4 separate regions of the Homo sapiens genome follow, and regions 1, 3 and 4 are each linked to region 2. Evidence: chromatin contacts called from ENCODE Hi-C or POLR2A ChIA-PET data. All regions are on one chromosome and are shown on one strand. Each heading gives the region's core, a stretch centred on a gene start or an enhancer-like site at or near the end of the contact. The rest is flanking DNA. Distances are from core to core; before and after follow the strand shown.

Region 1 (5,759 bases), core at 168-2,667, 350 kb after region 2:
TTCTGTGTTAGTAGTAATTAGGCAATTTGTGAGGAACATGAATACCACTGTATATTGGGAAAGAACATCAGCACAGAAATCTAAAAGACCTGGATTCTACTCGTAGTGCCTGCTGACTCAGTATCCACAACAGTAAAATGACTATTGGCTAGATGAGCTAAAGTTCCTCCCAACTATATCATTCTAAAGTGCCTCCCTTTCTATATCAGCTTATGGGGAAAGCAGAAAAATGTGATAAAAGTATAGAGCTAAGGAAGGAAAGATAAACTGCCAGCATATGCATTCCAAATCCAGGAGTAGCTAAAAGAGCAAACACTCAAAGAAATCAAGTCATAAATGGTGCATAAGAAAGGTGCTCATCTATCCTTGATTTTAATTCTAAAAGTTTCTTATTGGTTCATTTCCCTTAATCACAAATGAAAATAGTAACTAAGTTTAACCGTCTTTCAACAAATAAGCAAGTGTTTGGGTATGGCAAACATATTTACAGGAGTTACAGTCTCTCCTGCTCCTGAGGCTTACTCTGTAGTTAAGCAACAAAAGCAGTAACAGTTTAAGTGCCCTATTTAAAAGGGGAAGAGAAAGTAACATCTGAGCACAAACAGGTGTCACATATTCTCATTTAAATCTCACCACAAGCCTCCATTTGCAAGACAAGAAATGTGAGCCTCAGAAAAGTTAATTGTTCAAGTTCACCAAGAAAGTAAAATGGCAAAGCCTAAATTCAAACCTAAGTTGTTTTGACCACAACATTCAGGTCCCTTACATTATATGATTGCTTCCCAAGTTCAGAAAAGGGAGAGGTCAAAATTAGAGATGTCAAGCAAGGCAAACTGAAAGTCTGACTTCAGCAGAATCTTGATCTACCTAGATGGGAAACAGTCATTCTAGCTATAAGCAAAGAATCAGCAGAGTTGGGCAAGAATCAGCAGAGTTGAGAATAAAATGGAAAGGGAGAAGGAAGAGAAACAAATTGTGGCAGTGGAAACTAGAAAGGAAGATAAATAATCCAGCCATGGGTTCAGTGCCTGGCACACTTATAGAGATTCAATAAACATTAAATCAATGAAAAATGTTAAAGGTGGTATAAATATAGAAATAAAAAGCATTTTAAAGCAGGTGACCAAGTGTAGGCAATTGTCTGATATTAACAATAGAGAATCAGTCATCTTTGATTTCTTCTTCCTCTGTATCCTTGTCCTCTCATTCTTCCAAGTCTAATATTGTAATGGTTTATAAATTATCCCTCTATAATCACCATCAAACTTGCAAACCAGTTTCTTCAGGCTTTTATTACCTCTCACGTAGACCACCTCAATAACCTCCTCCTTACTGGCCTTTCTGACCTCTGTCATCTCCAAAGTACTGTATACAGCAACCAGAATAATCTTCCAAAGGCGCTGATTGGATAACACTCTACCTACTAATTCATTGGTGTCCCACTGAACACTTGGACACTTACCATATTGGAAAGCAATTTAGAAAATGACATCGCTTCCTGGTTCAAATCCTGGCTCTGCTACTTACTGTGTGACATTGGACAAATTTCAAATAACTTGACTTCTTTTGAGCCTGCTTCCTCATTTGTAAAACAGGAATAATACCTTTCTCACAGAGTGGTAGTGAGAATATATGTTAACAAACTTTGGCCAGAGCCCAACAGATATTAACAGCTCAATAAACAACAGTTATTATTCCTTAAACAGTTCTATACTTTCTCATACCTAGATCGGTGCTGAGATTTATTTTTTTCTTTCACTTTCACCACATGCCAAAACCCTACCCCTATCCATCCTCTGAGCCTATTCCAAGTGCTACCTCCTTCATGGAGCTTTTGCAGATTTCCAGAACCAGCACATCATCGTCTCTCCCTGCTCTGTACTTTCACATGTTATTCACAGGAAACTGAAGAATAGATGCTAAGAAAACTGGATCTGGAGTCAGAGAAACTTCAATATGAGTCCTGGTTCAACCACACATATTTACTAAGTAGCCTTAAGCAAGTTAAAGTTTGTTAATGATTCTGAGTCACTCTTTTTTTTATAAGCAAGTTTGGAGCACAGGAAATTTCACAAGTAAAACAGGAGTGGAGAAAGGAAGATAATAATATTAGAGACTGGTAGATTTGCTGCAAGATAGTAGGAAAAGTATGTGGTACAATAGTTGGCACTCAATAAACAGTAGCTGTTATTAGCTCAGTTATTAAATTCTAAACCATAATTATGATATACTTGGTCTTATCAGCCCACAGGTAGAAGACAGCATGATTGAGCAAAAAATCAATTCCTAATTCAAACAGTTCTGAATTTCAATTTAAAAATTGGAACATAGCAGTTATTGTAAAGCAAGCAACCCAATGTATTTGAATTTACTATATGTGAATTTAAAATTAAAAACAGAATTCTAATATTCCTAATAATACATATTGTAGGACCTTGTATAAGTTATTTGACTTTTGAATCCATTTTGAAAAAGGTAAAGCATTAAGTTAAATTAAGACAGCATAGGTAAAAGCTGCCTAACCGTGCCTGGCAATGGAAAATGCTTAATTGCTTAATAAATACAAGCTACCCCCCACCCATCTCTGTGTCCTTCAGAGTGGTTAACACTCACCAGGTGCACAATATATGTTTATTACCAGAACACAACTCTGTCCTTGGAATACATGCCAGCCTCTGATATAAGAATAGAATCTCATTCTGCACTCCTTGAGTTCCACCACATGGGAAGGATCATAGGCAAGGGCTCACCCAGGGACTGTTCCACAAAACGGAAAGACTGTACATAGACAACCAAGAGCATCCACACACAGAAGTATAAAATCCAGGCCTGGCATGGTGGCTCATGTCTGTAATCCCAGCACTTTGGGAGGCCAAGGCAGGATAGCTTGAGGTCAGGAATTCGAGACCAAATTCGGCAATGCAGCAAGACTCTGTCTCTCCAAACGAAATTCTTTTTTTTTAAATTAGCCAGGCATGATGGCACACACTTATAGTCCTAGCTATTCAAGAGGCTGATGTAGGAGGATCACTTGAGCCCAGGAGTTCAAGGCTACAATAAGCTATGATCACACTACTACGCTCCAGCCTGGGCAACAGAGCACCCTATCTCTAAAAAAATAAAAATAAAAATAAAACTTCAAATAAAAGTATGGAGCATATTATCCTGTACAAGTCTTTAAATCACAGACCTCATCCAGTTAAGCAAGTCTATAGGAGTGCTTTCCAAAATATGCCAGGCTTGAGAAGAAACAAAATTAGAAAATGTATTAAAAAGACATAAACTTCACTGAAATGTATACTTACAATTAGTAAAAATAGCAAATCTTATGTTATATATTTTACCACAATAAAAAAATTTTTAACATGACATAAACATGTAGCAAAGTGCAACTTAAATCTGGAATACGTGACTATTTAACTTGCACAGGAGCTGAGATACATATAGAACTAAATAATTAGATAACATTACTAATGAACATGAATTCCAAATCTAACAGTAACATTTGTACAGACATCATATATGAGAAAAATTACACATTTCCAAGAACCTTCAGTGACAAGACCATGACCAGACACAATGTATAAACTGCCTGTAAATAGTTTAAAAAAATTGTGCTCTTCAGCAATAAAACTGACACACTGATTATCTTTGATCTGAAGATAAAAAAAGTTATACTATCTTTCAGTGAAGAAAATCCATTTATCAATACTTTCCTATTATTATTTACTTATCACACTGATTTAAAGTTAAAAGCTGCAAAAATTCTGTAACCTCTTTCACTTACAAATTATAGCCAAAGCAATGTTTTTATTCATAGAGTATAGTCAAATGAGCTCCATCTTTCAAAGTTAGACACTTATTCCAATCATTGTGACAACTGCTCAAAACAGTAACTTTAAGCTTAGCCTGGCATAAAAAGATTAATGACCTAACTCCAGGTACCATTTCAGTTTCACTAATCTATTATTGTCACACTTAGAATATGCTACTATAATTGTTGAGGGGTGTGGGTCCCATTAGATCTTTATCCAATCCACAAATATACAAAGAGCAGTTATGATATGCAAGACACTGCTAAATTCCTGGGAATCAGTGAGGTAGATACAGTCAAAAATACCTTTAAAATACATTTTCCTACACTCTTTCTTCTACACAAGGATTTTTAAATGCCTTACAAAAATGGTATTTTATGATCTCCCCAGAGATCAAAAACACTACTATTTATTTGAAAATTTAGGAGGCTGAATCAACACAGGAAAAAGATCATAACTTTGAAACATAATGATTTTAAAGGACTTGGTGTTCTCTCAAAAGGGATCCTAAGCAGGTCCATTTTCTTTCTCTGGCTCTAATCTTTATTCTTTACTTGCTTTCCTTTCAAATTTAACTCAGAAAATCTCCATGTAACATTTACTTCCTTGGTTATAGTCTCACATATGCATAAGACAAAATCCAAAAAACAGCATAACACACACTCAATCCAGCAGACCTTAGAGCTTTGCTGTGCACTCTAGCACAGCGTCCCAGAGGTCAGTCCACACTCACTTGGAATAGTTTTCTCCGGCCTCATCTTTCTTCACTTCTGTCTCACCCTCTGTTTTTGTGCCTTTATTTGTTTCATCCAACCAATCTGAGACATGTTTAAGAGCACATTCAACAGTAGATACCATATTCTGAACAGCTTCAAGTTCCTCCGGAGATGGATAGATTGTTGAATGTTTCACCATAACATGGCGATCATCATTAGCAAAAGATCGAATAGATCTCTGTTAGAAGGAGAACGAAAACAATTACTTCAACAAAAGAAACATCACCTGAAAAAGATGATATACAACTATATCTTTAGCCAACCCATAGCACTGACTGTCTACTGTGAAACAGTTAATACTGAAACAAGAAAAAACTGCTCCAGCGTGGGAAGTAAAATCCCATTCTACTGAACTCCTCACCAGAAAACAAGAGCTCTTCCATTCATGTTTTGGTAAGGTTCACTTCAGTCACTCTTGGCATTATTTATAAATAATGTTATCCTGGCCAGGCACGGGGGCACATGCCTGTAATCCCAGCACTTTGGGAGACCGAGGTGGGCAGATCACTTGAGGTCAGGAGTTTGAGGCCAGCCTGGCCGACATGGTAAAACCCCGTCTCTACTAAAAATAAAAAAATTAGCTGGGTGTCGTGGCATGCACCTATAGTCCCAGCTACTGAGGAGGCAGAGGTTGCAGTGAGCCGAGATCACACCACTGCATTCCAGCCTGGGCAACAGAGTGAACTCTGTCTCTAAATAAATAAATAAATGAATAAAGTTATCTTTTAGCTGAACCTACACATTCTGAATACTACTTCAACAAATGTCATCCACATCACACATCATCTGCAAGAATTAGATACTTCTTAGCTTCAAGAGAGTCGCAGAAATGCAGGATGGTGAGTGACTCATAAACTGCCAAAGACTTCTAACCTTTCCAAACTGCCAAAGACTTCTAACCTTAGAAAATTGAGATTTCAGGGCTGGGCATGGTGGCTCATGCCTATAATTCCCAGCACTTTGGGAGGCTGAGGTGGGAGGATCGCTTGAAGGCCAGAAGTTGGAGACCAGCCTGGGTAATGTAGCAAGATCCAATCTCTCCAAAACATAAAAAAAATTAGCCGGACGTGGTAGCAGGTGCCTATAGTCCTAGCCACTCAGGAGGCTGAGGCAGGAGGATCCTTAGAGCCCAGGAGTTCGAGGTTAAGTGAGCTACCACTATGTCACT
Region 2 (5,767 bases), core at 1,772-4,271:
ACATAAAAATAAAATTTTTCATCCAGGAAAAGAACAAAAGAATATAAAGTCAAAAGACAACAACAAACTGAAAGAAATATTTACCACTCATATCACAGATTAATTTCCTTTATAGCTCCCCAAGAAGAAAAAAAACACCTAATTTTTTAAATGAGCAAAGGATATAAAAATCTCTCTTAAAATTATGAAAAGAAGTTTAGGTTCCCTCTTAAAAATAAATATGGGCCCAGTGCATTGGTTCATGCCTATGGGACGCTGAGGCAGATGATCGCTTGAGGCCAGCAGTGTGAGGCCAGCCTGGGCAACAAAGTGAGACCCCATCTCTACAAAAAATAAAGAAATAAATTAGCTGGGCACGGTGGCAAGCGCCTGTGGTCCCAGCTACACGTGGTCCCAGCTTTTTAAGAGAGGAACCTCATGGAAGCTGAGGCAGAAGGATCATTTGAGCTCAGGAAGTTGAGGCTGCAGTGAGCCATTATGGCACCAAGGCACTCCAGCCTGAGCAACAAGGTGAGAACTTGTCTTAAAAAACAAAAAAACAAAACAAAACAAAAAAAAGGTGGTGGGGGCGGAAATAAACCTACAATGAATTACTACAATAGCAAAGATCAAGGAGTTTCATAACACAGTAGGAGGTCAAGTGTACGGAGAAACACAGATTGCTGATTAAACTATAAACTACTGCCACCTCAACTCAACTGACAGCAATTTGACAATATTAAAATGTACAAGTGTAAATATGCCATTTTTAGGAATTTGCACTACCCATATACTCATACTTGTGATTTATGAGATATCAAACTGTTAATACGAGATGCAGGATTCAAATCCAGGCCAGTCTGTGTTCATTACCATGCTGCTATGCACATACATTTGTATTGTGCACTAAAAGGCTAGAAGCACACATAATGAAAAGACTAGGTTACCTCTGAAAGTGGGACCAGAGTTAAAAGTGATCAGGAGAATTAATTTATTAATATGTATTTAATTAATATGTATTTAATGTACATTTTTTAAGCCTGTTCCCAGAGCCCAGGGTTTCTCAGTACCTGTGTTAACTGAGATGCCTTCGCCTGCCAGCTCAGCCTCTGCAGGCACAGAACTGCTGGCTGGGGCACATCTGCCTCGGTCCTTGTCCTCGTGGTCACTGTCCTCATCCTCACTGCTGCTATAGTAGTACTGCAGTTTCTCCCCCAGCAACTTATCATCAAGGGTGGTCATGGTGTCTGGAAAAAGAAAGCATATCAGGTTCTTTGCTGATTTGAGCCAGACAGACATGAATCTGAAGCATAGGGGGCTCGCCTGTGCTGAGATCCTACAATTTCCAGGACACTAAAGTGATTATTTTCATAACCAAAATCTTAACAAATCCCTACCGTTACCCTGTGTGTTAGGGCTTATCACACTCTTTAACAGAAGGTAAAACTGAAGCTCAGATAAAGGAAGAGTCTTCACCAAGCTTAACAGCGAATGACGGAGCTGGGACCAGACCCCAGGGATTCCTGACTCCAAGAGCCTGAGGTATAAATTACTCTAGTCTGAGTTAAGTGTACAAGCCACCTGCACTGGCTTGGAGGAATCTACTGACTAGTGGTTTTATCTGTGCTTTTAGTTTTCCCACCAGCTAAGACTGCTGCCTAATTGAAAAATTGTTTAAGTATCCTCAGGAAAAACCCCAAAAAGAGGCATCAAGAGTACAATGCTGAGTCACTATTTGTCTAGGCAATCACTCTCTGTCACCAGCCTTCAACTTCCCAGACAACACCCTGAGGGCTTGGATGGATGGTCTCTGAAACGCTACCTATTCTGACAGTTTAAAAGAAGGGCCCATACAAAGATTTTAATAACTCCCAAGGGTTTAAAGGACTATGATGGCCGGGCTCGCGCAGGTAATCCCAGCACTTAGGGAGGCCGAGGAGGGAGGATCACTTGAGACCAGGTATTCGAGACCAGCCTGGCTAACATGGCGAAACTCTTGTCTCTACTAGTAAAAGCAAACAAACAAACAAACAAAAATTAGCCAGGTGTGGTGGCGGGTGTCTGTTTTCCCAGCTACTCAGGAGGCTGAGGCACGAGAATCTCTTGAATCCGGGAGGCGGAGGTTGCAGTGAGCCAAGATCACGCCACTGCACTCCAGCCTGGGAGACAGAGCGAGACTCTGTTTCAAAAAAAAATAAAAACTAAAAATATAAAGGACCAGGCTTCTGCATCAGAAGTAGCCAAGGGCATTCTGATGAAAAGATGCAGCTTAGCCCCCAGAGGCCTGCTTGAGAATTCAGCAGGAATGCGGCTGCCTTAAAGACTTATCACCGGGCCTATCATACTCCATTTACAAAGTGACTCTCTCCCACCGGGCAAGGAGTTCTTGAACGTAGGGACCTCTAGTCACTACCTCTATCCCCAAAGCCCAGCACAATGCCGCTGCACAATTTGCTAAACTCGCAGCCTGGGTCAACGGGAGAATCGGAGGACTCCAGCAGTCAGATGCAAAGGAGACAGGGATCATGGAGAGACAGGTGGAGGTGCCAAGAAGGAACAAAACCAAACTTAAGGCCCAGGAATGGGCCAAGCGGGGGACACAGCAGCGGCGGAGGGGAGGGAAGGAGTTGCGCTCCTAAAGGAGGGACCGCTGCGGGGAGGAGACGAGGGCGGGCCCCCTGGAGACGCGAGCAGAGGAGGCGGGGCCCCCGGACGGGAAGCAGAGGGGTGTGTGGAGCTTTTGGGGGAAGGCTGGAAGGGCCCGGGGGAGGTGGGGCCAGAGGAGGAAAGGGGACGAGGAAGACGCGGAGAACTTGGGGGTCGAGACAGAGCGAAGAAGGGGCAGTTTTACCCAAGCTCGCCAACCCCACTCCCTCCCGTAGTCCGCAGCTGCTGCCGCTTCCCGGTGGACCCCAATGCAGTTACCTGCCCTAGCTCGCTCCGGATCCCTTTGGGCCAGCAGCTCCGGGCGCCGGAAGGAATGGAGCACTTTCTTAAGAGGAAGAGCAGTGGGTCAGCGCCCTGAGCGCTAAAGAGAAAAGCCGCCGAAGCCCGACAGCGCGGACCAATGAGGCGGCCTTCCTGCGTCGTGGCGGACGCGCATTGTCCAATCAGAAGCCGCTACTCCCAGCTGAGGGGCAGGGGAGAAGCTACGGGTCCTACCTTGGAACAAAACACCTCGACAACAACGCTCTCCTAATTGCTTTGTTTTGGTTTTAATCTGCACAACAAAAAAGTGAATTGTATGACCCAGCGTCAAGCAATAAGAAAAATGTATTCACAGGCCGGGCGCGGTGGCTCACGCCTGTAATGCCAGCACTTTAGGAGGCCGAGGCGGGCGGATCACTTAAGGTCATGAGTTCAAGACCAGCCTGGCCAACACGTTGAAAACCCGTCTCTACTAAAAATACAGAAATTAGCCGGGCCTGGTGGCCGACGCCTGTAATCCAAGCTACTCGGGAGGCTGAGGCAGGAGAATCGCTTAAACCCAGGAGGCAGAAGTTGAAGTGGGCCGAGATCGCGCCACTGCACCCCAGCCTGGGCGACAGAGCGAGACTGTCTCAAAAAAAAAGAAAGAAAGAAAAGAAAAATGTATTCACTTCCCTTCGAAGTTTCCGAAGCCATTCAAAGTGTGTTTTTTATTGGTTCTTCATCGCATCACGTCTATTAGACGGAAAAGTGACTCAGAGACGTTCGGTAATTTGCCCGAGAGCACAAATCCCTCAAGTACAGGGCATAGATTAAAATATATATATATATTTTTTTGACGGAGTTTCGCTCTTCTTGCCCAGGCTGGAGTGCAGTGACGCGATCTCGGCTCACTGCAACCTCCGCCTCCCGGGTTCAAGAGATTCTCCTGCCTCAGCCTCCAGAGTAGCTGGGATTACAGGCGTCCGCCAGCAGACCCGGCTAATTTTTTCTATTTTTAGTAGAGACGGGGTTTCACCATTTTAAAGAAGCGGCAGCCAGGAGTGGTGGCGCGCGCCTGTAGTCCCAGCTACGCAGGAGGCTGAGGCGGGAGGATCGCTCAGCCCAGGACTTGGAGGCCAGCCTGGGTGACAGAGCAGGAATGTAATGTGAAATCCGGAATTGGCTCCTGGTATAGAAAAAGGACATGGGGCCGGGTGCGGTGGTTCACTCCTGTAATCCCAGCACTTTGGGAGGCCGAGGCGGGCAGATCACCTGAGGTCAGGAGTTCGAGACCAGCCTGGCCAACATGGCGAAACCCCGTCTTTACTAAAAATACAAAAATTAGCCGGGCATGGTGGTGCACACTTGTAATCCCAGCTACTCGGAGGCTGAGGCAGGAGAATCGCTTGAACCCGGGAGGCGGAGGTTGCAGACAGCTGAGATCGCACCACTGCACTCCAGCTTGGGGGTCAAGACTGAGACTCCGTCTCAAAAAAGAAAAATAAAAAGGACATGAATGGGACAACTGACGAAATTTGAATAAGGCCTATTAATTCATATTAGTAGTATTGTATCAATAGTTTTAATAATTATACTATGTAAGATGTGAACTTTTGGAGATTCTATTAGATGAAGAATCTAGGGAAGCACTATCCTATTTTTGCAACTTTGTTTTCTTCTTCCAGGGTAAAGCCATACTATGATATTTTGCAACTTTTTTTTCTTTTTCCTCAGGCATACTTTGTCGTCTGTTTTTGCAACTTTTTTAAAACCTAAAATGATTTCAAATTCTGAGCCCTTGTTGAAGTATCCAATACACAACCGTGAAGTTGCTCATAGAAAGCTTTGGGTAAATTGAATCATAGAAAATATTCTAGAAAGATACACTGTTTAAAATAGGGCTCTTAATTTGGGGTAGGGGATCTTAATTTGTGGTTCTAGGACCACCTGAAATTGTCTGCAAATTTCTGTACCTGCCTGTTTTCAGAGAGGCTGTTTGCTGAGGCCCTCAGAGGAGTCAAAAAATACCACACACAAACACACACCCATTCAAGAATACTGTATTAATAAGTCCGTTTTCATACTGCTGTAAATAAATAACCCAGTGTCAGGCAGTTCATACTGCTATAAAGAACTGCCCGACACTGGTTTATTTATTTATTTATTTATTTAAGACGGAGTCTTACTCTGTTGCCAAGGCTGGAGTGCAGTGGCGCAATTCTCGGCTCACTGCAATCTCCGCCTCCCAGGTTACAGGCTCCCGCCACCACGCCCGGCTAATTTTTGTATTTTTTAGTAGAGACGGGGTTTCACCGTGTTAGCCAGGATGGTCTCGATCTCCTGACCTCGTGATACACCCGCCTCGGCCTCCCAAAGTGCTGGGATTACAGGCGTGAGCCACCGCGCCCGGCCATATTCAACCTTTTTTAAAAAAAGTAGAAATGGGGTCTTGCTATGTTGCCCACGTTGGTCTCAAATTCAGACCTTTTAATATATTCAGTCTCCTGGTTGTATAGATATAGTGATGTCTTTGTTGGGAATGTAGCTTGCATCTGTCAGGAATATGTGTACATGAGTTAGCTATCTAATAATATCCAACAGAACCACTCATTTTTCCTGTTAGAAATGTGGAATGGGCCAGGCATGGTGGCTCACACCTGTAATCCCAGCACTTTGGGAGGCCGAGGTGGGCAGATCACGAGGTCAAGAGATCAAGACCATCCTGGCCAATATGGTGAAACCCCGTCTCTACTAAAAATACAAAAATTAGCTGGGCATGGTGGCGCACGCCTGTAGTCTCAGCTACTGGGGAGGCTAAGGCAGGAGAATCGCTTGAACCCAGGAGGTGGAGGTTGCAGTGAGCTGAGATTATGCCACT
Region 3 (6,488 bases), core at 3,732-6,231, 510 kb after region 2:
CTCCTCCAGGAATGGTGGGAAGCAGCGTGCATCAGGGAAGGTAGGAACAGCAGAAGTTGTCAAAGATGCTTCTTCCCTAGCTTCTAGGACAGTTTCTCTTTTTATTCTCATGGGGAGAGAGGTACCAGGGTTGCTGCAGAGATGGGCTGGGGCTTGGTCAGGTAGGCTCTGGGATCACGACGGGGGTTCACACATACGTGCCAGGCACTGTTCTAAATGCTTTGGATATATAATACTAACGTTAAAAAAATAACTTCAGCTTTTATTTTAGATACAGTAGGTACATGTGCAGGTTTGTTACATGGGTATATTGACTAGTCTAAACTTCATGATAACCTTTGTGTAGGCCCTCATTTTACAGAGAGGGAAACTGAGGCATAAGGAGGTTGACAACTTGGCCAAGGTCACACAGCCAGTGAGTAGAGAAGTTGGTATTCCCACGCAGCCAGCTTTGTCTCCAGATCTGCCTCTCTAGGCTAAGGCTAAGGGTTTTTGTTTGTTTGTTTGTTTGTTTTTTTGAGACAGAGTCTCACTCTGTCACCAAGGCTGGAGTGCAGTGGTGCAATCTCTGTTGCAGAGACCACAATCTCTGTCTCCTGGGTTCAAGTGATTCTCATGTCTCAATCTCCTAAGTAGCTAGGATTACAGGCACATGCCACCACGCCCAGCTAATTTTTAAAATATTTTTAGTAGAGATGGGGTTTCTCTATGTTGGGCAGACTCCGGACGTCAGGTGATCTGCCCACCTCAGCCTCCCAAAGTGTTGGGATTACAGGTGTGAGCCACCATGCCTGGCCTAAGAGAAGGGTTTTAATCCATATCCTAAAAGCAGAGGAAGAGAGCAGCAAAGTGAACACAGACTGTATACTGTGGTCTGTGATTCTGCCCCACAGGTGACATTGGGCGACATCTTGAGACATGTTTGGTTGTCACAAGTGGGGATGAGGTGCTACTGGCATCTGGTACATAGAGGCCAGGGATGCTACAAAACACCCTGCACTGCACACAACAGTTCCCAACACAAAGAATGCTCCAGCCCCAAATGTCAATAACCCAAGACTGAGAAACCCTGCTCAGAGGTCAGACGGGCTGCAGCCTCTGCCACTCTCCAGCTGTGTGGCCCTGGGCAACTGACTTCCCCTCTCTGAACCTCAATGACTTTAGGAGAACTTTGGGTAAGGCAATCATGAGACAAAGCCTGACACATAGGAAGTACCCAATAAATAACAACAATGACTGTTTTCCTCTGATTCTCCCCTGACCGTCGCCATCTCTCACCCTGCCCCAGGCCCTGCCACATTTCTTGACCAAAAAACAGAACCAAGCTCTTAACAGTGAACTTGGGAGAGTTATGAGTTTATATTCCCCTGCTCCCTTCTAGCTCTGCCGACGTCTTCCGCTCCTCTAATTACTTATTTAAAGACTATCGATTCCTTGGGCTGCTGCTGGGAGGCCTCGCAGAATTGCATGTCTCGCAAATAGCAAGAGAGCCGTGGCCTAGCGACTGGGGCCGCAGCCTGACATAACCAGGCAGGGGGTTATTTTCGCCCGGGATACTTGTGAAATATTCATGTGCTGATTTAAATACTGAGGATGTCAGAGCTGGAAAGGGCCAGAGAGATCATATCGGCAGAGTTTGCCCTCACTGGAGACTAGGCAGCTAGATGGGGTGGGGAGGGTGCCTGGCAGAGATGGGCACTGGCAGAAGCAGGTTCAAGATGGATACCAAGGCCTCAGACTCAGTGCGTTGTGACCTTGGGCAGGTCGCTCGCCCTTTCTGGGCCATTGATCCCTCATCTGTAATGAAAGGGAGTTGTGAGGCTGAAATGGGATGGATATGTAAGAATAACTCAGTATAGAGTGGGCCTGCAAAATGTAATTGCATTTGAAGTCAGCAAGCCTGTCTGAGCCTGGATTTCCTCCTCTGGAAACTTCCTGGGGCTGATCAAGTTATATAAGATGACAGATGTGTGAACACTTTATACCAAGCAAAGTGATGGCTGACAAATGTTAAGTGTGTTTAATTAGCATGTGTGAGTGCCCACTATGTCCCAGGTGTTGTGCTAAGTGCTTAAAAAAACAGGCAATAGCTTTCTGAAACTCCCAACATGCATGGCGGAAGGTATCGTTATCTGAGTTCCAGTGGTGTGCTGGTAAACTGCTGGGGGAAGGTGAGGGGGGATCCCTGATGTGTAATGTTTGCCAATTTCCTTGGTGTAAATACTCCCACTATGGTTGATTTCAAGCTACCAATATGATATCACTGAACACAGAATTGGGAAGAATCTGCACCAATGGATCTCTGTCTTACAGAGGAGGAAACTGAGGTCCAAAGAAATAGGTTGAGTGCCTTGCCCCAGATAATTGGCTGAACCAGGTCAATCTCCCCCTAAATCTCACCACTTAACTACCTCCTAGGGTTGAGTCAAATGGGGTCGCCGAGCCTCAGAGATGGGAGTGACTTGGCCAAGGTCACACCTCATGATGGTCTAGAACTAGGACAGGGCCACACCTCCTTTCTCCCAGTCCAGTGTTCTTCCCATCAAGGGCTCAGGCCAATGTGGGGGCCACACTTGCCCTCCCCTCCTACCCCAAGCTTGCTCAGGAAGGCAACAGAACCTCACTTTACAAAGCGCCAACCCTAGGCTGGGCCCTGTGCCAGATAATTACATACGACATTCTCTCATTGATTATTCCCAGCCGACCTGTGAGGCAGGAATTCTGATTGCTAATTGATGGAGGAGGAAGCCCAGGCTCAGATTGGTGAAGTGACTTTCCCAAGGCTACAGAGCCAGGACGTTGTAAAATTCAAAACCACATCTACAGTCACTCCAAAGCCCACATGCTTTCCTCTCCAGCATTCAGCCGGGCCCTCATCCAGCCCACAGACTGCCTGACTCATGGAGGGCTTTAGATGGAAAGCCCGCAGGCATTCATAGACCCATTTGTTAAAAAACAAAACAAAACAAAACAAAAAGTACCTTTCTCTGCCTCAGTGATTTTTTTTCTTTTTCTTTATTCTTTCTTTTTTGAGATGGAATCTTGCTTTGTCATCCAGGCTGGAGTGCAATGGCACAATCTCGGCTCACTGCAACCTCCGCCTCCTGGCTTCAAGCAATTCTCCTGCCTCAGCCTCCTGTGTAGCTGGGATTACAGGCACGTACCACCACACCCAGCTAATTTTTGTGTTTTTAGTAGAGGCAGGGTTTCACCATGTTGGCCAGGCTGGTCTCAAACTCCTGACCTCAGGTGATCCACCTGCCTCAGCCTCCCAAAGTGCTGGGATTATAGGCATGAGCCACCACGCCTGGCCGTCAGTGATATAATTTTGAATCAGCTATGATTTTTAAACAAATCAATTATCAGGCCCCACACCAGACCATTTGAATCAGGATCTCGGGGGAACCTGACCTCCAAGTGGCTCTGGTGTTCCAAAGCTTCCCAGGGGCTTCTGATGTGCAGCTGGTTTGGGGAACCACTGTCCTGTGTCTTAGTCACTCTTGGTGACAATTGCTGATGGGAAAGCATCAGACCTGAGGGTGAAGAAGGATCCCCAAGTGTTAATAGGCACATGAACCTTGAAAAGGCCAAGACTGTATTGGGCAGGTGGTTATTTCTGAGGTCTGAAATGGACACACATCAGTATCAGCCTCTTCCTGACTGCAGCGGGGACCAAATCTGTCCCCTTGCCACAAAACTGACCTGAGAGCTGAGGGCACTGGACAACCACATGATTCTCCCCCAGCTCAAGAGCGTCTTTCCCTGTCGTATATTAATTTACTCACCGCGTGTTTTAGATCTGCCTCTTGGGGGCCAGATATTGCACTGGGTGTTGGGGAAGCAACAGCGAACAAGGCACGTAGCCACATCCCTCAAGGGGTATACAGACCCATGGTTGTAACTGGACGAAGATGACTATGTTCACCACAATTCCTGGGAAGAGAGGCTGCAGTGTAGACCCCTCTCCCGTTAATGAAATCTATAGCAGAGGATGTATTGTTCATGCCTGGCTTGTGACAGGCTCAAGAAGGAGTTGAGTTTCACATTGAGGTTGACATATTGCAGATAGAGATATGAGTAGAGGAGAGTGAGCTGTGGAAAAGGGATCTCAGGGGGGTTTGCAGAAATAGCAGGGGTGGCAGGTTCTGGCTGGGTCCAGAAGCTTTTAATCTATTACTTGAAAGCATGAGGAAACACCTGAAGGAGACGTGTGTGATATGATGGAATACAATGAGACTGTCAAACTAGCCTGGGGAGGTGGGGGAATCATCGTGACCATTCATTGAGCTGTGATTGTGTGCCAGGTTTTGTGCCACACATGCCATATGCATCATGTCTCAAGTCCTTGTAAACACTTTACAAGATAGACTATTATGCTCATCCTATGGGTCAAGGAAATAGAGGCTCAGAAAGGTAATATGACCTGCCTAAAGACACACAGCTGGTTTGTTGCACAGCCAGAAGTTTTGTTTGTTTGTTTTGTTTTTTGTTTTGAGACAGGGTCTCACTCTGTCACTCAGGCTGGAGTGCAGTGGTGTGATCTTGGCTCATGGCAAACTTCGTCTCCTGGGCTCAAGCGATCCTCCCTGCTACTCTGGGATTGTAGGCATTAATCCTTAACCTCCAGAGTAGCTGGGACTGTAGGAGTGTGCCACCATGCCCAACTAATTTTTAAATTTTTTATAGAGACTAGGTTTTGCCATGTTGTCCAGGCTAGTCTGGAACTCCTGGGCTTAAGTGATCTGATCTGACTGCCTCAGCCTCCCCAAATGCTGAGATTACAGGCGTGAACCACCGGGCCTGGCCAGAGCCAGGATTTGAACCCAAGTTTTTATGATTTGAAAACTCATGCTCAAAGCCCCTACACTGTAGAAGCTGCCTTGGTATCTATTTCTCCCTTATCAGAAGGCCCTCATGCCTACAGTTAGAGGAAGGGACAGAACTTGCATGCACACCAGGCCACCTAACGATGACACACAAGATGAGCATTGTCAACCCCATGTTATGGCTGAGGGACTCAGCCTCAGAGAAGTAAATGAACTTGCCCGAGGTCATAGATGAGAAATAGCAGAACTGGGATTGGAGCCCAGGGTCTTTGCCTGGCCCCACCTGCCCTCTGCCCTCACAGCCCTATTACTCCTTCCATGATGGGGGTGGCAGACATCCCAGGCTGGGTCTCCAGAGCAGGCCCAAGTCTGGGCCTCAGGGCAAGGTCATCAGGAGGCCAAAGAGGGAAATCTTTAAATGGTGTCAGGTTCATTGCCTTTGTGGCAGAAGGAAGAAAAAAGAAGAGGCACAGAAGCAAGGAAGATGGAGCTGATTCCTGCTTAACTCACACCCTCTCGTTTGGCTGAGTCAGCGATGCAGGGAGGCCTCCCTGGCCTCAGCACAGAATCGCAGGAATCTGCAGATCTGCTGGAATTTCTCTGCACTGGCTGGCACGGGAGGTGACGAGAGCAGAGGAAAACGACTGCTGTTTTTATTCTCTGGGGCTGGTTTCTTTCTCTCCCCACTCCCCCCCGGCTTCTTGCTCATGTCTTTGAAAGGCCACTTGTCTCTGACTTGCACAGCACTCAACAGTCTAGAAAGCCCCTACAAAGAGCTCTTCGGTCCCCAAAGTGATTTATGATTTTGAAGTGCTTTTTGGATTATGAAAGGCTAACCTACAATAGCCTCCTCACTGCGGCAACATTTACAAAGTGCTTTGCAAGTCACACGGCATTTTATAGTTTGCAACATTCTTTGCAGCCAAAAGGTGCTTACCTCTCCAGAGGGGACTTCAGAGTTTGCAAACCCTGGTCACACCTCTTCCTTTATTTAAACTGCAGTACAGCTCTGTGATAAAGGCTGATAATAATATCTATCACTCATATGGCGTTCACAGTGTCCTAGATATTCTTATGAGCGCTTTACATACGTTCACACATTAATGGTTCAACAACCCCGCAAGGTTGCCACTATTATGATACCCATTTACAAATAAGGATGTTGAGGCACAGCCAGGTAAACCTTGCCCAAGATCACAGGGCTGTTAAGTAGTGGAGCTTGGATTTGAGGCATTGATGTTTGATAGGATGACGACACATTTTGTATCCATTTTTCATATGAGAAAAACAGAGGTCTAGGGCAGTAGCCAGTTCTGTCATGCCCCCCATGTGACCTCAGACTGGTCTTGGCATGTCTCTCGGTCTCTTTTATCCTTCTCTGCAGAACTGAAAGGATAAGCCCCGCCCTGCTCTCTTCTCAACTCTGAACAAATGTGAGGTGTGGGGGTGATGATGCTGGAGGGAGGAGGCCAAGCCTCAGCACCCCCACCCTGGCCTTGCTGCCTGTGCCAAGGTACCAAGCCTTGCCTCAGCTTTCCCCTCTTGGGTGTGGCTCCACTCTGTACAGAAGGCCACCTGGAGGCCTTTCCTGAGATCTCCTATCTTACAGGTGGAGGGAGAGTAGGGTGATGGGGTGGCATGGAGGAGGGAACTTCACCGAGG
Region 4 (6,668 bases), core at 3,716-6,215, 490 kb after region 2:
ATGGCAAAGGAGCAAATGAGATTGTGGAGGTGGATATGCTTTGGAAGGTATAACATGCTGTATTGGTACAAAATAATATTAATTGTTGATAATTATTGATAATTAACGTAGCCATTATTGTGGCTACTAATGAAAGTTTTGCTTCCCTGGAACTTGTGGACCAAGGGCAGTGGTTACCAATGGCCATGGTCTTTGATTCCCAAACTCTTGCCAGGAAAGTTGCTGGGACACCAGCCTCCCTCTGCCACCCTGCATTAAAGCTGCTTCATCTAGAATCCTCTGAACCTGCCTCCCCATCTCACTGTTGCTCCTCTGGTGGCTCAGGGCTCCCCCCATCCCAAAGTACACAGATCTTCAGGCCCCAAAGATTCCCAGGTGCTTTCATTTCAGAGCTACTTCCACCAAGGACCCACAACCTTCCAAAGGGCTGGGACCAGCTTGCTCTTCTTCTCAGCCCTGCCCAGGGGATGGGCAAGAGGGTCATGGCTGCCCACAACCCCTAGTCCACATACTCCAGCCCCATGGAGAGAAGGACTCTTCCTCTATCGAAGTCTTAAATTCCAAATACATGACAATGGCTGATTGAGCTTGAGTCAGAGGTCCACACTGGGTAATCAGCTACAACCAAGGGCCATGTTGTACAAACATAGCTGCCAGGAGCCCACCTCTGAGACAGGGAGTGGGCAATGGTTGAGGGAGTCATTCAGGGCCAAGCAGATACCCCTGATGAGGTCCTTTACACCAAGGAAGCTGGCGTACATCAGAGGGCTTGGAGCCTGTCGCAGTAACACGCTGCCACTAGATCTCTCCTAGCGCCTTGGGTTTTCTCTACTGTGGAGCTCTACTGTGTAGGAGACAGTATTCCGTGTAATGGAATTCCCCACAAAAAAATTCATGTAATGTGGCATTTACAACTCAAATGATGCCACAGAAGGGTTGCATGTTATGGTCAAAGTCAAAACCGGTTTCCCTCTGGCAATGTGGTGTGATTGGTGAAGATTATTTTTAATTTTTATTTTATGTATTTATTTATTTTTGAGACAGAGTCTCGCTCTGTCGCCAGGCTGGAGTGCAGTGGCACAATCTCAGCTCACTGCAACCTCCGTCTCCTGGATTGCAGTGGCACAATCTCGGCTCACCGCAACCTCCGCCTCCTGGAGTGCAGTGGCACAATCTTGGCTCACTGCGACCTCCGCCTCCTGGTTCAAGCGACTCTCCTGCCTCAGCCTCCCGAGTAGCTGGGTCTACAGGCGTGCACCACCACACCTGGCTATTTTTTGTATTTTTAGTAGAGATGGGGTTTCACCATATTGGTCTCGATCTGTTGACCTCGTCGTGATCCACCTGCCTCGGCCTCCCAAAGTGCTGGGATTACAGGCGTGAACCACCGCGCCCGGCCGATTGACGATGATATTAAAGAAAGCCTAAGCAAAACCAGCTCCCAGGACCTGTTGCCACCGGAGCCACTCCCCTGGTTCCAGGTGCTGGGCCTGTGCTTAGTCAGGGCTTGGTTAGTCATAAAACAGAAATTCACTGAACTCCTGGGAGTGATCACCTGTTGCTTTTGCCTATTTGGATTCTTTTCCCATTATTCTGAAAACGGGCCCTGTGATTTCTTTTTTTAAAGGATTCTTCACCCTATCTTAGTCTGTTTGGCTTAGGTGGGCCTGACCCCAATCCTCAGATACAGAGGTAAGTACATGGATTGCAATAGGTCAAGGGGGTCGTGTGACCCAGTCTGGGCCAAAGACAGTCAGCCCTGTGACCTTTTCCAGATGAGCCAATGGGTCAGCAGAAACCCTGGTCTGCAGAGTAAAAGGACCAGATATGCAGAGAAAAGCAGAAATGGGATATTGTGTGGAGGAAGAACGAGAGAGAGAGAGAGAGAGAGAGAGAGAAATGGAGGCAGAAGCAACCTTCTCATTCCTGTGATTTCTGGTTATTCTTTCTATAGCAGGAGTCCATGTGACTTTCCCCTTTGCTTTCTAATGACCTCCATTTTTAGTTGAAATTCTCTATTAGTCAAGATTCATTCAATTTTTACACTACAGGAACTCAGATTAAATTAGTTTAAACAAGAAAACGGGAATGTATTGGTTCATATAATTGGAAAACTCAAGGTATGAATTCAGGTATGGCTGGATCTAGGGCTTCAAATGATATCACCAAGATACTGTCTTTTAGCTGAATGCGGTGGTGACTCATGACTGTAGTTCCAGGTACTTGGGAGGCTGAGGCAGGAGGGTCACTTGAGCCCAGGAGTTCGAGGCTGCAAAGAGCTATGATCTTGCCACTGCACTCCAGTGTGAGTGACAGAATGAGACCCCATCTCAAAAAAAACAAAACAAAACAAAACAAAAGGCACTTCTTTTTCTTTTTCTTTGCGTTGGCTTCATTATTTGTTAGGTTTTTCCCATGAGGTAGAAAAGATGGCCCCCAGTAACTCCAGGCTTACATAAAAACCCCTGAAAGACAACACCTCTTTCCTAATAGTTTGGCAAAGTCCAGGCCGACTCCCCTGCTGTTGGTCATGGCTGTTTGCTTTCAACGCTGTGGGGATGGGGGTTGGAAGGTGCAGAGAAAGAGGAAGGAAGGGCATGACATGTTTTTAGTGTCCACGAATGTGAAGTCCCTCTCAAGCCCATTTACATGTGACAGTGACAGAGCCCATTTACAACCTCAACAAGGAGGGCCAGTCTTGTGCATTGAAACCTCCTGTTTCTGAGCTCTTCATGGGCTTGTATTTTAAAATAATATATATATTTATATATTATAAAATTATATTAAATATGTTTTATATAGATAACATATTAATATAATATAATATAGATAATATATAACATATTTAATATAATTTTATCATATTAATAATTATTAATATATAATTATATATTATAATTATATAAATATTATATAAACTATAAAATATAAACATTATATATAATATAATTATAATATAAATATTATATATAATATATTATAATATAAATATAATATACATATCATATATTATATATAATTATATATTACATATATAATTTGAGAGAGACAGAGAGAGGCAGGTCTCGCAATGTTGCCTAGGCTGGTCTTGAACTTCTGGCCTTAAATGATCCTCTTGCCTTGGCCTCGCAAAGTGCTGGGATTACAAGTGTGAGCCACCACACCCTGCCTCTTCATGGGTTCGAATAGGCAAAGACGGGCAGGATTTGGGAAAGGGTATGGGAAGAATTTGAAGGGGTGAACAACAGCAGCAACAGCTAACATGGTGGAGCTGGCGCTGTGCTAAGTGTTTCCCATAACTGTTTGATGAAATCCTCACCACCAACCTACTATCTTCAACTTTTATTATCCTCACTTGCAGATGTGATTAAGGTTCAGAGAGGTTAGGTAACTCTGCTATGATCACACAGCTGATAAAATGCAGAGCCAGGCCGGGCGCGATGGCTCGTGCCTGTAATCTCAACACTTTGGGAGGCTGAGATGGGCGGATCACGAGGTCAGGAGTTCAAGACCAGCCTGGCCAACATAGTGAAACCCCGTCTCTACTAAAAATACAAAAAATTAGCCGGGCGTGGTGGCGGGTGACTGTAATGCCAGCTACTCAGGAGGCTGAGGCAGGAGAATCACTTGAACCTAGGAGGAGCGGGGGTTGCAGTGAGCGGAGATTGCGTCACCGCACTCCAGCCTGGGCGACAGTGAGACTCTGTCTCAAAAAAAAAAAGCAGAGCCAGGTTCACAGTCGGGCCATGTGGGAGCAGAACGCTTGCATTTAACCACGGCACTGTCTTGCCTCTCAAGGGAGAGAGATGCACAAAGGATGAAGGAAAAAGCCTGAGGAGGCTGGGAGTTGTGGTGCCATGGGAGGTAAAGGTGCCAGGGAAAACTTCCTGAAGGGGGAGTTAACAAAAGAACTTTTATTTATTTTTTATTTTTATTCTTTCTGAGATGGAGTCTCGCTCTGTTGCCCAGGCTGGAGTGCAGTGGCTTGATCTCAGATCACTGCAACCTCCTGCCTCCACCTCCTGAGTAGCTGGGATTACAGGCACCTGCCACCACACCCAGCTAATTTTTGTATTTTTAGTGGAGATGGGGTTTCGCCATGTTGGCCTGGCTGGTCTCGAACTCCTGACCTCAGGTGATCTGCCCACCTTGGCCTCCCAAAGTGTTGGGATTATAGGCGTGAGCCACCGCGCCCGGCCACAAAAGAACTTTTAAGAACAGGATTGTCCAGTGTTCGTTGGAAGGTATATGAATTGCAGCGCTTCTTAAAACCATCCTTCTGACCTCCCTAAATCTCCCTCTGCCTGCTTTGTACACAAATACCTTCTGAGATGGGTTTCTGGTGAAACAGAGGAAGGTGCTGGCTGAGTTCCACGTCTCAGTCAGAGCTGTGTCAAAATGAAACAGCAGGCCTGGGTCAGCGGCCCAAGCCAGACACTAAACGAATTTAGCAGAAGCTGCAGCTCTGATGCAGAGGGGAGTATGAAAAGGCAAGCCATTCCAGAACTCTCCGAAATATTGGGGACAGTGTTACACTTCCATAGGGTGTGAAATATGCATTTGAACTGATATTTTTGAAATAGTCAAGAGGAAGGGAGGCCCCAGCTGACAAATGGATTACACAAAGGTGGTAAACTGATGCCCCAAACCCTGGGAACATCAGCTACCTCTCTACGCCCCCATGCCTCCCCTTGGGCTGGAGTTGGAGGATGAAGACTCTGGGGTATGTTTGGCATGGGGTGGGCTGATGATATATGCAAGAAAAAGGCCAGAGAGCGGCTTGGAGTCCTTGGGTCTCAGTTTCTGGAGGCAAAAACCTTCTTTTTGGTACTGGGGCATAAGGACAGTCAAATGAACTTCTAAGGGGAGGGTCCTTGATGCTGGCTCCCAGATCCTGGGCTGACTTTGCTGCCATTAATGGAAGGGTCCCAGGGCTTGGCGTGGAGCTGACTCTGAAGGCAGGCCTCAATTGGCTCCTGTTCTAAGGAGAAGGGAAGAGAGGGGCAGGGAGCCAGGCAGAACTTGGCAAGGGACAGGGAGGAGGGAATGAGACCAGGCTGGTAAACTCTGATGAGGAGAAAGTCTGGAGCACTGGGCCTGGAATGGGAGGGCAGCCTGGGCCTGGAGGGGCTGCCTCAGAAGCAGCCGAAGCAGCAGCCAGAGCCGGCGAGAGGGAGATGGCAGGAAGCAGGGAGGTAAACTTGTCCCGCTGCCCACCTGGGCAGACTCAAAAGCCATTAGGTTTCCCAGAGCAGCAGGCTTGGTGAGAGATGCATCTTGTCTGCTGCCAGAGGGGAGGTCTGGCCAGGAAGACAGCCAGGAGTCAGATCTCCCAGCTGCAGAGCTCTTAGGTGAGTTCCTAGCTTTGCTCCCTTCCCTCGGTGTCGGCTTCTCCCAGGCTCCGTTTGTTCTTCTTGCTGCCGCTTCTCTCCCTCTATGCTCTCCCTCCGAGGTTTGCAGTGTCACCTGCATCCTGACAACTACCAGAGTTCCAGCTTCTTCCCTGAGTTCTCTCCTGGGAGCCCCTGATCTGGCATCCTTCACCCCATGCTGTGCCACAGACCCTCACATTCAGGGGGTCCCAAATTGAATTCTTCTGCCTCCCTGGGGATAGGGAGCAAAAGGTGACAAGTGCTCTTTTCTTCGTCCCCCAACCCTCACCCGCAAAGGGGAGAGCTATGCGCCAGACCTCAAGCCCCCTGGCGGAGCCAGCTTCCCAGGAATCCGACCCCACCCTTGGCCTCGCGCCTCTCTGCCTCATGCTGGTGCTCTTCTTCCTTTCCATCCAATCTGGGCTCTCCCTCTCGGCTGCCTTCGCACCGTGCTGTGGAAGCCATGGCCCCCGCTCCCCGGGAAAACGCAAGGTGAGGGGATCCTGAGATTTGGTTTGGCCTTGGAGGGAGAGGCCATCCTGAGCTTTAAGTCAACCTAGGAAGGGCATGGGACAGAGGACAGAAACCCAACTGACAGCACAGGGACCTGTTTCCTTCAATTCTCTGTTCCCTGCAGAGATGGCTCCTTGGGGACTGCGCAGAGAAGAGTGAAGGGAAAGATGGTGTCAGAACTTCCTGGGTCCCTCTGTCTAAAACCTCTCAATAAAACCTCATTCCACCCTTATCTCCAACAATCTTTCCCCCTTCAAATCCACTCTTGCTTTTGTATTTACTTTGTAAACAGCTGAGGACCTTCAGCTCTTAGGTTTCCAATTATGACACAATTTTATTTTTCTAGTAACTGCCACCAACAGGACTCCATGAAGCCCTCTGCCTGGCTGGGAGTTATGTGTCTTTGACCACACCTGGGTTCCATTTCTTTCAGATGGTTTTGGCTATAAGAACAGTCTTATTCTAGTTAAGACCTGGTAATTTTAAAACTTCAGGCTCAGGCCGGGCATGGTGGCTCACACCTGCAATCTCAGCACTTTGGGAGGCCGAGGCGGGCAAATCACCTGAGGTCAGGAGTTTGAGACCAGCTTGGTCAACATGGTGAAACCCCGTCTCTACTAAAAATACAAAAATTAGCTGGGCGTGGTGGCGGGCTCCTGTAATCCCAGCTACTCGGGAGGCTGAGGCAGGAGAATCGCAGACCCAGGAGGCAGAGGTTGCAATGAGCCGAGATCATGCCATTGCACTCCAGCCTGGGCAACAAGAGCGAAACTCTGCCTCAAA

Evidence for each region. A loop is a pair of places that touch in the nucleus more often than their neighbours do. ChIA-PET counts read pairs that join two places held with the same protein, here RNA polymerase II (POLR2A). Pooled maps may share reads with other maps.
Region 1: a map with no recorded cell type shows a loop between it and region 2 (8-fold over the local background). The contact joins the enhancer-like site here to the promoter of PDCL in region 2. A Hi-C loop is called at or near these places in 1 of 37 single-sample maps with no recorded cell type and 3 of 50 pooled maps. POLR2A ChIA-PET finds 5 or more read pairs at or near these places in 1 of 52 experiments (GM12878).
Region 3: a loop to region 2 is called in a pooled map, with 4 times the contacts of the local background. The contact joins the enhancer-like site here to the promoter of PDCL in region 2. A Hi-C loop is called at or near these places in 7 of 168 maps with a recorded cell type or tissue (A673, CD4-positive, alpha-beta memory T cell, GM12878 and 4 more), 23 of 37 single-sample maps with no recorded cell type and 15 of 50 pooled maps. POLR2A ChIA-PET finds 5 or more read pairs at or near these places in 5 of 52 experiments (BJ, GM10248, H1 and 2 more).
Region 4: a loop to region 2 is called in a pooled map, with 4 times the contacts of the local background. The contact joins the enhancer-like site here to the promoter of PDCL in region 2. A Hi-C loop is called at or near these places in 7 of 50 pooled maps. POLR2A ChIA-PET finds 5 or more read pairs at or near these places in 3 of 52 experiments (H1, OCI-LY7 and activated T-cell).

Annotation. Positions count from the first base shown.
Region 1 is chr9:123,174,459-123,180,217 of GRCh38, forward strand. STRBP (spermatid perinuclear RNA binding protein) reads right to left here. Exons shown (of 19, transcript NM_018387.5): 4 at 4,549-4,769. Among named protein-coding and RNA genes, the nearest start is that of MIR600HG, 62 kb to the left of the region's middle. RefSeq lists enhancers at 336-1,047, 1,768-1,827. Within about 2 kb of position 1,418, at least 4 of the 41 ENCODE cell types and tissues checked have a DNase peak (open chromatin) inside an H3K27ac peak, as active enhancers do; they include GM12878, where a contact is called at or near this core.
Region 2 is chr9:122,825,567-122,831,333 of GRCh38, forward strand. It overlaps PDCL (phosducin like), which reads right to left and starts at 3,022. Exons shown (of 4, transcript NM_005388.5): 1 at 2,905-3,022; 2 at 1,050-1,226. The coding sequence starts at 1,221. RefSeq lists an enhancer at 2,924-3,218.
Region 3 is chr9:123,330,395-123,336,882 of GRCh38, forward strand. No RefSeq gene overlaps it. Among named protein-coding and RNA genes, the nearest start is that of CRB2, 23 kb to the right of the region's middle. Within about 2 kb of position 4,982, at least 7 of the 41 ENCODE cell types and tissues checked have a DNase peak (open chromatin) inside an H3K27ac peak, as active enhancers do; they include A673 and OCI-LY7, where a contact is called at or near this core.
Region 4 is chr9:123,314,011-123,320,678 of GRCh38, forward strand. The region is part of intron 1 of LOC105376265 (a long non-coding RNA gene); the gene reads right to left. Among named protein-coding and RNA genes, the nearest start is that of CRB2, 39 kb to the right of the region's middle. RefSeq lists an enhancer at 4,140-4,249. Within about 2 kb of position 4,966, at least 6 of the 41 ENCODE cell types and tissues checked have a DNase peak (open chromatin) inside an H3K27ac peak, as active enhancers do.